Regions from separate parts of the Mus musculus genome. Here region 2 is linked to region 1. A link is a contact called in ENCODE Hi-C or POLR2A ChIA-PET data. All regions are on one chromosome and are shown on one strand. The core of a region is the stretch at or near the end of the contact, and the rest is flanking DNA. Distances in the headings are between cores, read along the strand shown. Region 1 holds the start of Dnlz (DNL-type zinc finger). Region 2 holds the start of Pmpca (peptidase (mitochondrial processing) alpha).

The links. A loop is a pair of places that touch in the nucleus more often than their neighbours do. ChIA-PET counts read pairs that join two places held with the same protein, here RNA polymerase II (POLR2A).
Region 2: a map of heart shows a loop between it and region 1 (6-fold over the local background). The contact joins the promoter of Pmpca here to the promoter of Dnlz in region 1. A Hi-C loop is called at or near these places in 7 of 37 maps with a recorded cell type or tissue (adrenal gland, gastrocnemius, heart and 1 more). POLR2A ChIA-PET finds 5 or more read pairs at or near these places in 4 of 5 experiments (Patski and embryonic stem cell).

What each region holds. Positions count from the first base shown.
Region 1 is chr2:26,349,386-26,354,467 of GRCm38, reverse strand. It overlaps Dnlz (DNL-type zinc finger), which reads left to right and starts at 2,358. Exons shown (of 3, transcript NM_026828.3): 1 at 2,358-2,695; 2 at 2,994-3,133; 3 at 3,910-5,082. The coding sequence starts at 2,456. The coding sequence ends at 4,063. Card9 (caspase recruitment domain family, member 9) reads left to right here. Exons shown (of 13, transcript NM_001037747.3): 10 at 63-111; 11 at 1,454-1,527; 12 at 1,907-1,983; 13 at 2,057-2,281. The coding sequence ends at 2,156.
Region 2 is chr2:26,386,952-26,392,033 of GRCm38, reverse strand. Pmpca (peptidase (mitochondrial processing) alpha) reads right to left here and starts at 2,686. Exons shown (of 13, transcript NM_173180.3): 1 at 2,602-2,686; 2 at 1,896-2,098; 3 at 1,724-1,803; 4 at 1,457-1,539; 5 at 856-950; 6 at 68-168. The coding sequence starts at 2,669. It overlaps Entr1 (endosome associated trafficking regulator 1), which reads left to right and starts at 2,718. Exons shown (of 10, transcript NM_026563.3): 1 at 2,718-2,885; 2 at 2,969-3,118; 3 at 3,474-3,542; 4 at 4,363-4,478; 5 at 4,723-5,082. The coding sequence starts at 2,816.

The DNA.
Region 1 (5,082 bases), core at 1,109-3,608:
ACAGGAAGGGCAATGGTGGCTTGTAGCATGGTCTAACTGGGTGGCGTGTCTCTGTTTGGAAGCTCTCACTGCCTCAGGATCTGGAGGAGGATGCCCAGCTCTCAGACAAAGGTGAGGATACCGTGTACTATCAGAGGCATGTAGGCTGCAGTCTCCTGGCCTCCCTAACCCTGGCCCATCCTCAGCACGTAAAGCTGTGTCACTTACTTTGTCTCAGAATTCACACCACTCCAGCCAAGGATGATACTCCCCAAGGCAAGGAGAGTCAATGGTGAAGGGCAGAACTCTTAGACTAACACACCCGGAGAATAAGGAATCTGATTTGAATGTGGGACTTAGGTCTCAGGGTCTGTGGCTCAGAGGACAGTGATTGTGGAGGCCCCATCCCTCATAGGCCCATCTTTCCCCACTAGCCTTCCTCCTGCAGGGGGAGATACTAGCCAGTACCCAGGTGTGCTCAATGAGGAGGGGAGGAATAGAGCTACGGACAGGGCCACAAGCAAGGAGCTGGGGGTTGTGCTATCCACAGCAGGCTGACAGGCGGGACCCTCCTCTGATCTAATAGCTGGGGGGTGGCAGCTGGGGCAGCTGAGGGTGGGTGGCGAGAGGGTCTGGCGCAGGGAGGAGCCCAGGGAGCTTTCGTGACAAGTCAGACAGACTTCCTCAGCTCAGCCTTACCCCAGGCTCTAACCAAAGGCAAAAGGGGAACAAGAGGTGTAGATGGAGAAGCACGGGTCACCCACTGCAGCCCCCAAGACCCAACCTGAGGTCACTGAGCTCCATGTGGGCACACAAGGAGAAGGATGCAAGAGCAGCCAGCTCCCTTGAAGGCATGCCAACAGTTAGGCACAACGAAAATGAGAGGGGAAGGGGGCAGGGCTGCTGGGACGGGGTTGTTCTCACACCCTGAGCCCTCCTTGGATATAATTGTTTCTTGATGTTCATAGCCTTCCCTGCACATCTTCTACCTAGAGGCTTGAGCCTTGGTTTGCCCAGGACCTGGGGCATGCTGGCTCTGGCTACCTGGAATGATTATTCTTCTAATTAATATGGTGTACTTGCACTAACCCAGGCCCCCGATGCCCTGAGCTCTCCACTGAGGCTGCCCCCACACCACCCATGGGAACCACTAGACACAAAAATGTTGCCAAGCTAAAAGGGACATGGACTGGGGCATGCATTCGCAAATAATCATGGGGACCTGGAGTCTTTCCTAGCCATCTGTCCTTGTGTTTGGTGACAGTCAGCTTGGGCGGTATGGGTGACTGATGGTAGGAGCCCTGTTGATGTAGCAGTCAAGGGCTCAGCCTGTTTCTGTGAAATGCAGTCCCCACTGGACTCATGCAAAGGTCCCAGCCCGTAAGGCTGACCTAGGCTAATGCTAGTTGGGCTGTTTGCAGAGGGAGGTGGCCATACCAGATGGGGCCCCCATAAGCACAGATCTTCCTTTCAGGTGTACTGGCAGACAGGGAGAGCCCAGAGCAGCCCTTTATGGCTCTGAACAAGGAGCATCTTTCACTGACCCATGTAAGGCTGATTGGGGTTCCCAAGAGCCCTGGTTACTACATGGCTGATCCTGGGGAGGAGGGTGACGCCACTGGACAGCTGGGGATCACAAGGTCTTTGGTAGTGTATGGGTAGGATGTAACATTTGGATAGTGGGGTGGTTGGACAGGGGAGGGGACAATGTAAGGACACCCATACTGCTGTTCACTGCAAAGAAGTCTTCCACTCACCTGGCTACAAAGGGGTTGTCACCCCACGCTCAGTCATCTCGGAGTCCAGCAGACCCCACGGCCAGCTAGCTATGCTCCACACCTGCTGGAGTCCCAGGGCTGCCGTGGTAAGGCCACGGTGTCCAGCTGCCCGCCCCGTTGTCCAGCTGCCGGCCCCGTTCCTTCTCTAGGGCATGGGGCCCAGCAGCAGCGAGCCCCCGGAGAAGGAGCGGCGGCGCCTCAAGGAGAGCTTCGAGAACTACCGCAGGTGTGGGGCGGCGGGCAGGACGGCTGGCGGGTGGGACACCTGTGCCTACCTGCTCACACTGCGGGCCCCACAGGAAGCGGGCGCTCCGCAAGATGCAGAACAGCTGGCGGCAGGGAGAAGGGGATCGCGGGAATACGACAGGCAGCGACAACACCGACACCGAGGGCTCCTAGCGAACCGCGCCGAGGCTGAGCATCTGTGGAATTGTGAAAGGATGCTGCGGTTTTTTTTTTTTTTTTTTTTTTTTTACTGTATTAGAATTAGAAAATGCAACTAAATAAAATAATCACCGAGCTGAGCCTGTTGGTTGGATATGCAAGCGGGGCGACACCAGGGGGCAACAGAAAGCAGTGCACCGGTGGCGGATGGAAGCCGAAGAGGGCCGCTTCCGGCCGCTGCGCCCGTTACCAAAATGGTCGACGCAGCTTCACGGGGCGGTGCAAGAAAAGGTGGCTAAGGATTCGCAGGCGGGATGTTGCGGACAGCGCTGAGCCGCATGCCGACACTACTTCGTAGTGTGCGGACCCGGGATTCCGGACCGCGGCGGCTTTGGGATTTGGGGGCTCGCCTAAAGACCGCGGAGAGACTTCGGGGCTGGGCCTGGGGCTGGGCCTCGGGCTGGCGGAGCTCGAGCTCCGCGCCGGGATCAGGGCGTGCGGCGGCGCTGGGGCGCGTGGAAGCGGACCACTATCAACTCGTCTACACCTGCAAGGTGGGCGCTGTCGGCAACACCTGGTGCTGGCTGGTTTCCTGTTGGTGTAGGGTCCTGGCAGAAACGTGGAAGTATCCTTCGGACCAGGGAGGAGGCGGAGTCTTTACAAATGGCTGGGTGGGAATGAGGCACAGGGCCTTCTAGGTTGGGTTATCAGGAGACAGGCGTCTAGAAATGACGCCGTCGCCTAGGTGGGATCATCAGAGAAAGGGTTGAGGCTGTCCCTCGGGATGGAGTTAGACCTTGGGAGAGACTTTCCTGTGTATGCCTTGCCTGACCACCTCTCTAACCCAGCTAGGTCTGTGGGACTCGGTCATCCAAGCGCATCTCAAAGTTGGCCTATCACCAGGGCGTGGTCATCGTGACTTGCCCTGGTTGCCAGAACCACCACATCATCGCAGACAACCTAAGCTGGTTCTCTGACCTGAAGGGGAAGAGGTGAGGCCAGCTGGGAGGGGTAGGAGACAGTAAGATTGTGGCCCTGTGTGAGCCTGGATCCATTGCCTGGATCTCTCTACCTGGACAGCCCAGCTTCCACGTGGACCTGGAAGCAGTTGAATTTGAACTTCAGATGAACCATGAATGGCCCCAAATATGGCAAACTAGTTCTATGGCTCTACCTCTGTCACTGCCTGACCTCTGATCTCGCCAGGGGCCTTATCAATCTCTAGTGGAGGCTTTTTGTCCTCTGCCAACTCAGGGCAGATGGAAGGGTATGTGTCAGATTATGGACTGGGGCAGCCTTCAGTGGTGTTCCCACTTTTGGGAGAGCAGTGGGGAGGGCCAGGAGTCAGTTTGGAGGCTGTGCCTGATGCCTTCTTAATGTTCTATGAGGAGGGATCAGTGGCAGGAGTAAGGGCAGAGCCACAGAGGAGATAGCCTGTGATAAGTGTGCAGGCCTTGGGTCTCTAGGGTTCGCCTCTTAGACCTGGACTGCAGAGAAATCTCAGCTCTGATATGTAGGGACAAGACTGAAATGCAGGGATGGGTGTTACCTGGTGAGAGGCAGGGCCACGGCCCTTGGTGGTACACTGTACGAGAGAGATGGCTTCTGAGGACTTGTTAACAGATACATTTGGTGAAGGTGCCATTAGGTGCCTGCAAGGTACTGGTGTCACTTGGATGCTGGGACAAGTGTTCCAGGCCCAAGATGACCATGGGATGCCCTTGAGGGAGCCCAGAGTAAGGCTGATGCTGCTCTTACTGTCTTGCAGGAATATTGAAGAGATCCTAGCAGCCAGAGGAGAGGAGGTACGCCGAGTGTCTGGTGACGGTGCCCTGGAACTGATTCTGGAGGCTGCTGTACCCCCTGACACCCCAGAAGGGGATGAGGATCCCCCCAACCCTGGCAAGATGGGACAGAGCTGATCTGCATACTCCTACAGCTGCAGACTCCAGTCTTCCCAAAAGTCGCTCCCTTCACTTGGAGCCTCACAAGCCTGCTGCTGTTCCTTGTCAGTAAAAAGCCATCACCTCCAGGCACCGGGCCTGGGCTCCTGTTTTTCTCTTGTGAAGTCAGAACAACTCTGTGGCTGTAGGAGCCCAGCCTCATGCCCACCCATGATAGCCACAGTGGTGGCTTCGGGGGTGGCTTTGTCCCAGTGCAGTCGGTCTCCTTCTTAAGTAGGGCTGGATCTGGTCTTGAGTTAGGCTCGTGGCCTCAGGTGGTTTTTTGTTCCTCAGAGCTCTTTACTTCTTCCTTCTATATGACCTGCCTCCACCCCCACCCCACCCCCAGCCCTGGTGGCTTCTGTTGTTGAGCTAGTGTCCAGCCCAGCCCTGAGGTTTGGTTTCTGTAGCAGAACTGGCTGCTCTGGGTGGCCGCCGAGGAGCAGAGCGCTGCTCAGAGGCTTAGGGGAGTGATCCAGGCAGAGGCACACCACACACACACACACACACACACACACACACACACACCACACCACCCATGAGCTGCCTGCACCTCTCAATCCTCCTGTCTTGAGGTCCAAGAGGAGATGCATGGAAGTGATGAGGGCCGTATCATGCTTGCCTTGTGTGTGCTTCATCTCCTAACTTGGTTTGACATGCCTTTGGGATAGTCTTGTGTTTAGGAAGTCAAGCAGATGCACAAACAGGCTTTTTGTGGGAGTTTCTGGGCCCTGTGACCTTCAACATCTGGCAGGGGGGATCCTGGGACAGGGGGTGGAGAAGGCAGTTGACACGGACACAATGCTTCCCTGGCTCCTGGGACCCCAGCTAGTGATTAGCAGTTCACTCTGGGCCCTGGGAGGCCGGGTGCACTTGCAGTCTGTGCCTTCCCTCGATTACCCCCTGTCCTTCCCTCAGCAAACACCCTGCTATTATCCCCACCCTAGCCTCCTGTGCCATTTGTACAAACTGTCACATCCTGGAGGAAGAGCCAGCCT
Region 2 (5,082 bases), core at 1,437-3,936, 37 kb before region 1:
CCCAGGAAGCTAAGCCTGTTCTGTGACCCTAACCACCCGCAAGGCCAACAGCAGGGAGAGGTTTTACTTCATGAATCATCTCGGTGAGCAGTGGCTCTGGGTCAGGTCTCATGTTCAGGTCCTCTAGTTCAAACTGCACAGCCATCCTCGTCATCTCAATTTCTTCATCTGCAAGAGTCCAGACAAGGGTTTGGCCTGAACCAGCAAGGAAGAAGACAGCACTGACCTGAGCAGCCGGGCCTGGCTAGGTGCTTGCTATCGTGCTAGCAAAAGCTCTGGAGCACCTGCAAGGGAGGAGGCCAGATGAAAATTAGGGCCCCCGGCCTCTTGTCTTTTTCTGTTCTGCAGACCTTTGGACCTGCTCCAAGCTCTGCTGCTTCACCTGCTGTCTGTTCCAAAACACACCTGTGAGGACACAAGGTGGCTGTGGTAACACTTAGGAACCAGACACCCCCTGAGTCAGGGCTCCATTCCTCCGCTGGAGACATGCGGCCAGGCTGCTGTGAAACTGGGCAAAAAGCAGCTGGCAGGGCTAGCTGCTGCGCCCTCTCCCATCCTAACAGGACTCAAAGACTCGGAGGATAAAGGAGACCAGGCAAGAGAAACTTCTGTAGGCATGGCATTCATGCTTACACACGGGATGAGGGACATTTCTGAGCAGAACTTTAGTAAACCCTTTAAGGTCTCGTTTAGATATATTAAAGGATGAAACATTGTGTAGAACACTGCAGGCTTGTTTCAGCACTGGCACTCTCCAATGATTGGCACATGAGTGCCCGGCTCTAACAGTGCCTCCCCACAGGAAGTTATAGCCCTTCCAAAGCTCCTCCTGACCACCCAGCCTCAGAGCCACACCTGTCAGTCGGGGGTGCAGAACCACATCAGCCAACAGATCCACCACAGTGTCCAAGCCTTTGCTGTCAGCAGACACAGCATACATGGTGGTGTCTCTGAAAGGAAATAAGCCACAATAGCAGGTGCATGGTTTACACCAGATAACAACTCAGTCACTGAGGCCCTTCATGCCAGCAAAGACACTACCACTACCTCTTTCTTGGGTGTGAAGGCCTTCTGGGAGCCACAACTGCCCACAGTGAAGCTCTCCATGAGATACTTTGGAACCAGAGGAAACTGGTTCTCCTCTCTTCACAGAGGAAGTCTCTCACTCAGGGCTTCCTAGGCCTGGACAAATAACCAGCTGGTCTAAATGAAGACTGGTTTCACATGGACACATGCCCAGCTTCAGATAGCCAGCAGCAGCCTGCCTGTTTAGCTTAGCATTCTTCCCAGGTAAAGGCCTGGACAATTAAAGGTCAAAGGATGTCAGAGAAGAAACTAGTATGGAATGCTTTCTGTCCCCAACATCAGGCATGCTGTGGATTTTCAGAGAGACTCTAAGAGACTCTGACCAAGGATGAGGAGGACATGATGAGGAGGACAGATGGACATGAAATACCTTGAGGTCTGGCAGTCACAGATACCACCATGTTTTTCCAGCGTAAGCAGGATTTCGTCTTTGCTGTCAAATCGAGCAGTGGACTATAAAAATAATTAAGCTTAAGTAAATAACCCAAAATCCATTAAGTGTACATTTGCTTTCAAACACACAAAATCATGTCAGAAGTCTTTTGTGAGCACCAACTTCATATTCAGATCCTTAACTAATACAAGTTCTTAAAAAGGAAAACTGAAAACTTATAAAAATTACAAATTAGACACTGACCGAAAATGCCAATTTTTCCAAAAAATGAGCTATTCCACTAAGATATTTCGCTTCATATCGTGATCCTGAATTAATAAGAACTGGTAATAAAAAGAAAATGGACAGGTTAAGCCAAATATTCAAAACATTTAATCAACAGAAAGTTTTCAAAACAATGGCCAATAGAACTTACTTCCTACGGTACAGAATTGTCCAAACTTATTTTGAGATGCCACACGAAGCCCATTGTCCAGAGTGGTAACTTTGGTTTCAAACTTTTCCTGTCCATCAACTGTTGCAAAAATAGGCTTGGGTACTCCAGGCAAGGGAGAAGAGAGGGGGATGTTGGGGTAGGTGGCACCACTGCTGAACCGTCTGTGTGCAGGAGATCCAAACCTACAGCAGAGCAGCAAAATATTTAGTCTTATTTTATGTCACGGATGTATGTTCATCACAGGCATGCCCGTTGTCCATGGAGGTCAGAAGAGGGCTTTGGATCCCCTGGATAGTGGAGTTATAGATAGATGGTTGTGAGCCACCAAATGGGCGCTGGTAGCCAAACCCAGGGGAAGCAGTCAGTAGGCCTAACTACTGAGCCATCTCTTCGACCCCGGTCTTTGGGGCTTCACTGTCCACTCTGATCAGCAGGCTGCGTGAGAAACGAGTTCCTGTGCATATGGGCCTGGGCAAGCCCGGCCCCTCAGGGCTTCGCTTTGGTCTAAAGGCTCCAGCCGAGGGACTCTGCCGACCACTCCCAACCAGGTTCCAGTCCCCAGCTCCTTCTCCAGGCCCAAGGCGCCTGTGCTCTGATCCAGAGGCCCATTCTTCTCTTCCAGTTCCCCCCGGTACCAACTCCCCCGAGTCCTCCCTTCCTCGCACCGAGACAGGCCTCGGCTCACCTGGGCCGCGCGCACAGCACCGCAGATCCCCGAAGCAGCCGCGCAGCCGCCCACACTGCCGTCGCCATCGCGCCGCCGCGCTTCTGCGGTCACTTCCGCTTCCGACCCCGCCCCGCGGCGTTCGGCGCTGGCTTCCGGCCCGCCGAGCCGGATGAGGCAGGGGCCGGCGACTGCCTTGCGGGCCATGGGGCCGCGGCCGGGTTAGGGCGCGGCGATGTCGGGCTACGCGCGGCGGCAGGGCGCGCCCCCTCTATCGCGGACGCGGAGCCTTGTGGTTCCCGACGGTGAGCGGCGCGCGGCTGGGGCAGGGCCGGGGGGCGCGGGCGGCGGCGGCCCGCGGTGAAGCCGCTCTCGTTGTCGCTTACAGCTCCTGCGTTCTATGAGCGCCGGTCTTGTCTCCCCCAGCTAGACTGTGAGCGCCCCCATGGCGGGGACCTGCACCCCCATCTCTTCGGCTTTCGGCCGACGTTTATGTGCTATGTGCCCAGCCCGGTGCTGGCTTCGGTAGGAGACACAGGTGAGAGTCGGTCGGGGCGCCGGCCACAGTGCGGAGCTGGGCAGCGCGGGGAGCCCTCCCCACAGCCCGCCCGCCCGCCTCAAGGCAGGAAGGTAGTGCCTGGTGGAGCTCGGAGGCCACTTAAGCCCACCGGCTTGGGCAAGGCCAGGGGCTGGACCTAGCGGGTCTGCGTTCCACCTGCAGCTGCTCTTAGAGCGCGCAGGGATGTGTAGTTTACCGCATCCAGCCTCAGAAGACAGCTTTCTAGTCCCAGACTCAGTGGGAGTCAGGCGTCTGCGGTCTTCACCTCCCTGGACAAACGCTGCAGTCATAAGGCTTGCTGTGATCACGGTGAGCTGACCATGTCTTTTTGCAGGTTTTGGCTATGGAAAGGGGAAATGTACTAACCAAGGTCCTTCGGGAGCCCCTGAGACGCGCTTTGGAGGTAGAGTAGCTCAGTGGGTCTTCTTTCCCTCTTAGACTCAGTGCCTGGCAGGGGTCTGGCCATGGGCTTTCAGGATGACAGGGTTTAAGGGGTATATACCTGGAGCCCAAAAGAGCAGTGGAGCCGGGCAGTGGTGGCGCACGCCTTTAATCCCAGCACTTGGGAGGCAGAGGTAGGCGGATTTCTGAGTTCGAGGTCAGCCTGGTCTACAGAGTGAGTTCCAGGACAGCCAGGGCTACACAGAGAAACCCTGTCTTGAAAAACCAAGAAAAAGAAAAAAGCGACATAAGATGTAGGTGTTATGAGACCCACATAAGCAACTGAGTCTGATAGGTGTGGAGGTAGAGGCTGGTCAACTAGGGTAGTTGGAGAGAAGGTCAGAGGAAGGGATGGCATAGAGCAGTTCCTGAGATGCACTGTGGCATCTCAGCAGCTTTGAATCGCCTACAGTAGCCTTCAGCCCACTGTGTTGTGTGTTTGTGTGTGCGCACAGGGGGTAGTATGTGTAGGGGGGTGGAGTGAAGTCAGCCTCAGCAACCTACAGGCTTTACTGGGGAACTGGGCATATGACTCAGAGGTAGATCAGTTACCTGAATGTGGGTGGACCCCTGGACTTGACCTTTGTTTGGCACAGCATTTTTTGTTTCTTTTAAAGTGGCAAGGGTTGTCTCAAGGAGGCCAAAGGGTGAGAGCCTGCATATTCTCTAACCTCTTTGGCAGCTCTCATGTTCTGTAATGTTCTTTGAGTTACAGTTGAAACGTGATGGTAACACAGGATGTTGGGCCCTTTCACAGTCTTCTGTGGTGTTCGTTTTTTCAGGTGACAAACTTGAAGACCTTGAAGAAGCCAATCCATTCTCCTTCAAAGAGTTTTTGAAAACCAAGAACCTCAGCCTGTCAAAAGAAGACACGACCACCAGCCGAATTTACCCAAAGGTACATCTGGGAAGCTGTCAGTGGTTGCCTTAAAGGACATCTCTTGTACCTTACAGCTTTGGAGGCAGACACTTGAGTGTGGGGAGCAAAGCAGGACAGATATGGCTGCTGACAGAGAGACTGTGTATGGGTGGAACAGCTGCTTGGCCCCCTTTTGGTAGATGAGATGGGCCTTCTTTGTGGGAGCATAGAGAAGGCTGAGCATTGGCTTCCAGTCTGCAGTGTTTCTCTCCACTGTTTTTAGGAAGCCTCAAGGCACCCACTGGGACTAGAGCACAGCTCCCCTGCCTCCCAGCTCATGGGATATGGCCTGGAATCTCAGCAGCCATTTTTTGAAGACCCAACAAGAGCCAGCAACCTAGAGGAGGATGAAGATGATGGATGGAATATAACCTACTTGCCATCTGCCGTGGATCAGACTCATTCCTCTAGAGACACACAGGACTCACCGCCCTGTGACACCTACCTTTCCTTTTTCTCCAACTCGTCAGAGCTGGCATGTCCCGAGTCTTTGCCCCCATGGACGCTGAGTGACACCGACTCCAGGATCTCCCCAGCGTCTCCAGCTGGGAGTCCTAATGCAGACTTTGCAGCTCATGAAGAA